Regions from separate parts of the Mus musculus genome. Here region 2 is linked to region 1. A link is a loop called in an ENCODE intact Hi-C map of the cell type or tissue named here. Cell type or tissue: left cerebral cortex. All regions are shown on one strand. Each heading gives the region's core, and the rest is flanking DNA. Links, peaks and the distances in the headings are about the cores only.

Region 1 (2,916 bases), core at 302-2,801:
GTGAGGTGGGGGTGGGGACATGGACACTGAGCCATTGTTTGACCACCCTAGGAGCTCCACTGTTTGTCATTGTAACTGAGCACACTCTTACCTAATCTGTTCTCTGTATAATTGTTAAGTAGCCTCATCATATACACAATGGAATTATCACCATTCCAAGGGGTGCCACAAGAATTAAGTGGGGCCCTCCCTGTTGTGAATATCACAGACAGTCGTCCCTGCAGTGCCCAGCAAGTAATAGGTATGAATGAAATCTATCTGCTCTATGGAGAAAACCTGCTAACATGTTGACATATGTAATGATATCAGTTCTCAGTACCAATCAGGGCAGATTCTCTAGAACCCAACTGAACACTTTAAGGCCAAAAATGGTACCATCTTACCTCCTGTGTTTGACTGTCAGGGTCTTAGGTTGCTTGCTCAAATAGGTCTGTTTTCTTCCCTGTCTCAGCTTATGGCTCTGGCTGAATTTCACTTGAAGCCATGTCTCCTACTCTTTGCCTAGAAAGCACCTACACACACTTCAAGGCTAAGATCTTGTCCTCAGAGAAGAAATTTCTTTGGGATGTGGAGATGGCTCAACAGTTAAGAGCTGTCTTGCAGACAGCCCAGGTTCAATTCCCAGCAGCCACACCAGGCAGCTCAGAATTGCCTATAAAATCCAATATATCCTATACAGAGGGATCCCCCACACCCTGGTTTCTGAAAGCACATGTGCTCATGTGTATACACACACACACACACACACACACACACACACACACACACACACACACACACACACACTCAAAAATAAAAGAAAAATAGTTTCAGAGCAAAGCTCCCATGGCTCTGGCATGATCTTCCCTCGCCGTGTGGTGGCTAGCAGCTTACGCATCACACAGCATACTAGGGGCAACCAACATGGCACTGGCTGCCAGGCACCACCCTGAGTATCTTTACACAAACTAACTCATCTTCACAACTGCCCTAAGGAGCCCAGGAGGTGCTGCTATTATTAGCTCTGCTTGAAAGTTGAGGAAAGCAGTCAAGGGCAGGCTGGGATCCGAAGTCAGGTGAGCGGCTCCAGTCTGTTCTACTGTGACACACTCCATCTCTAGCTGTCTTGCTCCCACTGGACTGGAAATTCTGCCAGGATGTGAATCCTTATCTGGAGCAGTAGTGGACAGTTAGCAGATAGTCAGGCTGTATCCTGCAAGGCATGCCTCGATAGTCACAGCTACCCTTCGTTGAGCACTCACTGTGCCTGGTGGTGTAGGCTAAACACGTGCACTTCATAATGTTCCCTTGAACAGACCAGCCATTATGTTGCCCCCACTATACAAAGGAATGAGCATGCAGAGAGAGCATGCTGGCAGAGCACTAGCTGGGTACTAGAAAGAGCTCTAGGGGGTGAGGCACCTACAGCAATGCTGCTGGAGGCTCTCTGCAATTGTGTGACTTCAGGCTGGACTCCACCAAGCATCTGAGCTCTGCTGTCAACTCATCATGTTCACCCTGCTTCATCTTCCCAAGGACTAGGATTGTCAGTGTCTGCCAACACAGCTGGATTTTTGTTGTTGTTGTTGTTGTTGTTGTTGTTTAATCCTTTTTGCTTTAAGCCAGTCTTTACATTTTTCTAACTTCACTGAGTATTATTGGCCAAACTATATATTTAAGGTGTATAACAATGTTTGATATATATTATGAAATGCTTAATCCATTTAGTTAATGTACTGGGTAGTTTTGTGTGTCAACTTGAAACAGGCTGGAGTTATCACAGAGAAAGCTTCAGTTGGGGAAATGCCTCATGAGATCTAGCTGTAAGGCATTTTCTCAATTAGTGATCAAGTAGGGAGGGCCCCTTGTGGGTGGTGCCATCCCTGGGCTGGTGGTCTTGGGTTCTATAAGAAAGCAAGCTGAGCAAGCCAGGGGAAGGGGAAGCAAGCCAGTAAGTAACATCACTCCATGGCCTCTGTGTCAGCTCCTGCTTCATGACCTGCTTGAGTTCCAGTCCTGACTTCCTTTGGTGATGAACAGCAGTGTGGAAATGTAAGCTGAATAAACCCTTTCCTCCCCAACTTGCTTCTTGGTCATGATGTTTGTGCAGGAATAGAAACCCCGACTAAGACAGTTAACGTCCAGTAATATTTGTTGAACTAGGATTTGAACCCAGAGTGGGCTGATTCCAAACTCAGGTCCTAACTACTTCACTGTACTTCTGTTCCTGTAGGTTTTTGGTTTTTTTAAATGTAAAAATCATTTGCACTGTCTTTACTTCTAAGAAGGAACCAAGAGAAGAAAAGACAAAAATTCCTAGAGCACTAACTATGTTAAAGACTTATGATTACAAATTAATTAAGCCCCAATTCAAGTTCAGGTACAGAGGTGAGTTTATCACCGAGCCACTATAATGTCTTGTGTTGTGCATTCTTTAATTCCAGTGATCAAGGTCCTCAGGCAAGAGGAATGCCACAAGTTTGAGGCCAGCTTGGGTCCCAGGGAATGAGACTCATGTCAAGACTCTCCCTGCTACAATAAATTCAAGGCCAGGAAAGCACAACTTTCCATAGACACAACTATCCTCAGACACAACTTGTGCTACTCAGCTCATGGCTATGGAGTTGCCCTCATCCGACAGCTCACCCCTTTTCTGCAAACAGGCTTCTTCTACTGGGTGGAAGCAGGTTTGCTAGTAACAAACCTATGCCTCACCGCTGAACAGTTCTGGGCACTGAGAGTCCTCACAGCTGTTTGTTAGGGTTCCTGGTGTCCCAACAATAAGGAGTGTTGGCATGGATGTGGAGAAATGGAAGCTTGTACGCTGTTGGTGGGAGTGTGAAATGGTACAGCTGCTGTGCAAGAAATCAAAACCAGAGGGGCTAGAGAGATGGTTCAGTGGTCAAAGCCCTTGCTGTACTCACAAAGGTCCCCAGT
Region 2 (2,916 bases), core at 257-2,756, 170 kb before region 1:
TCCTTACCTGTAAAACTGGGATGATAATTTATAGGGTTGTGATGAGAAATAGAAGCAGCCTTTTTGAAATCATCTTGTAAAACAATGATAGGAAACATAACTTACAGCCAATATGCTGAGGAACTGCTTGTTTTGACTGAGCATATAGATGCATACACTTATGACTCCAGTGACAGATAGGATGAAAACATTACCTGCTGTATACATGTCTATATATTGAAGGATATATATTTGGCCTTTCCAAACACTATACTACCTTATTCCAGTTCTACACCCGGGAAAAAACAGTAGCTTGCTGCTGGCTTTTTTTGTTTGTTTGTTTGTTTTGTTTTTGTTGTTTTCTTTTTCCTTAGCTGATTCTGTTCTGTGCCCAGACCACAATGCTTCATCTACAATTGGCTCATATCTAGCGCATATCCAGCAAATGCCTTGAATTCAGAATAATCATTTCCTGGGCTGAGATGGATGGGTAAAACGGTAGAAATAGGAATTTGGCCAAGATGAGGTGAGTAGTGCCTGTGGACAGCTTTGACATAGGTTGGACGAAGAGGCTAAACCAACCCCTCAAGAGGAGAAGTGGGGTCCGATGCTCTGCCCCTGGGCTGTACCCCCACAGGAGGGGCAGACTGTAATGGAAGAGCTATTAGATTGCATTTTAGCAATGTTCTGTAGAGCATAGTCTTGAGTGGGCAAGACAGACCCATCAAAGGTCAGAAAGAGGGCTGGCACTATAGCTCAGTGAGTAAAGGTGCTTGCTGAAAAGCCTAATGACCTGAGTTCTATCCCTGGAACCTACATAAAGGTGGAAGGAAAGAACCAACTCCACAAAGTTGTTCTTTGACCTCCACGTGGTACTATGGCGCTCTCTCTCTCTCTCTCTCTCTCTCTCTCTCTCTCTCTCTCCCTCTCTCTCTCTTTCTCATGCGCGCGCGCACACGTCAGTAGTAATAATTTGATAATAATCTGTAATTTTTAAAAAAGAGAACAGGCACTAAAGAGATGGTTCCACAGTTAAGAATCCGTACTGCTCTTGTGAAGAACCCAAGTTCAGTTCCCAGCACCCATGTCGGGTGACTCACAATTGCCTGTAACTCCAGCTCCAGGGGGACCTGATGCCTCTGGCCTCCAAGAACATGTGCACTCATATGCATGTACCTACACAGCAACATACATACATGCACATACTTTTTAAAATACGTAAATATATATTTGTTTAGGAGAGAGAAGACTGAAATATATGGTCCAAGATAAGTGAAACCAGGCTGAAGAGATGGCTCAGTGGTCCTGAGTTCAATTCCCAGCAACCACATGGTGTCTCACAACCATCTGTAATGGGATCTCATGCCCTCTTCTGGTGTGTCTGAAGACAGCAACAGTGTACTCATATACATAAAATAAATAATTCTTTAAAAAAAAAAAAGGTAAGAGAAACCATCCTTATGGCAGTAACAAAGATGGTGAGGATAGAGGGAAACCAAATGCTGTGATCACTTAGAGCACATCTGGTCCCATGAAACTACAACTGTATACAACTGTGTTCCCCTAAAATTCATATCGAAACAGTTCTAATCAATAGCAAGTATTGGGACTTTTAAAAAGAAGTGATTAAGCAGGGGGTGGAGATATGGCTCAGTGGTTAAGAGCACTGACTGCTCTTCCAGAGATCATGAGTTCAATTCCCAGAACCCACACAGTAGCTCAAAACCATCTGTAATGGGATCGGATGCCCTCTTCTAGTGTGTCTGAAGACAGCTACAGTGCACTCACATTCATAAAATAAGTAAATAAAACTTAAAGAAGAAGGAGGAGGAAGAAGAGGAGAAGGAGAAGAAGGAGAAAAGAAGAGGAGAAGGAGGAGGAAGAAGAAGAGGAGGAGGAGGAAGAGGAAGAAGAGGAGGAGGGAAAGGAGGAGGAGGTGGTGGTGATTAGGCTATGAGGACTCTACCCTTATGGATAGATAGCACTGATGCCTTTAAAAGACTTGAAAGCTATATGCCCTTTGCCCTCCTACCTTCTACCCTGTAAAAACTTGGCAACAAGAAACTATCTCAGAAACCCAGAGCACAACCTTATCAGCCACCTTGAGGACTTCCTACTTCCAGAACTGTGAGGAATAAACTTATATGCCTTACAAGTTATCCAGTCTCAGGCATCTTGCTACAGTACAGGAAGAGCTGACAGCACGCATATATTTCCAACACTGCTGCTTTTCCTCCTCAGTGAGTCCTATAATAATAATTGTTGGGGTGGGGGTTGCTTGCTTGCTTGTTTGTCTTGAGACAGAGTGTCACTATGTAGCACTGTTTAACCTGGAAATCACTATATTAACCAGGCTGGCCTCAAACTCATAGAGAGCCACCTGCCCTTGCCTCCCAAGTGCTGGGTGCAATTATCTTTTGATGTCTTTCTCCCCCTATTAGTTTCTTTCTCTCTATAGTTCCTTGTGCTCTGGCACAAAATTGATAATAAATATTTATTGGAGATTTTTGACTAAATGAAAAAGTTAAGAAGTTGGCTCTGAAACTTGGAGGTATGGGAGATGGGAAGTTGAGAAGGGGATAGGGTTTTGGTTTGGGGTCTCAGCCCCCAAACTGTAGCTGATAAGAGAAAAGGAGGACAGGCTTGTAGGTAATCAATTTGTAAGCAGGAGTTGCAGCAGTCTTTGCATATGTTATCACCTCTTTTTTTTTTTTTTTTTGGTTGGAAGCAGGGAGGGGTTGGGGGAGGGTAATGGGGAGGCTGGGTTTCAGCACATTCCAGATCTACAGAATAGCTTTGTCTCTAAGAGTGCTACCCAAGTCTCCTCCCTTATCTCTCAGGGTTTCAGACACAGAATTCTGGCAGCTCATCTGGAGCACTTCCCAGCCTGGCTGGGAGGACAGCATGGATCCCTGCAGCCTGGCTCAGAGGACTGTG

What was found. Peaks named below come from ENCODE experiments on the same cell type or tissue, not always from the same donor. Only the 100,000 strongest peaks of a DNase experiment are listed, where the experiment ranks them.
Region 2: it touches region 1 in a loop (2.7-fold over the local background); 3 of 42 quality-filtered maps call a loop at or near these places.

What each region holds. Positions count from the first base shown.
Region 1 is chr4:123,060,702-123,063,617 of GRCm38, forward strand. No RefSeq gene overlaps it. Among named protein-coding and RNA genes, the nearest start is that of Gm46868, 19 kb to the right of the region's middle. In left cerebral cortex, for the core only: no CTCF peak of the experiment used is centred there; no DNase peak of the experiment used is centred there.
Region 2 is chr4:122,888,388-122,891,303 of GRCm38, forward strand. No RefSeq gene overlaps it. Among named protein-coding and RNA genes, the nearest start is that of Cap1, 3.8 kb to the left of the region's middle. In left cerebral cortex, for the core only: a CTCF peak has its summit at 1,351 (motif pointing left); no DNase peak of the experiment used is centred there; H3K27ac peaks cover 1,021 bases.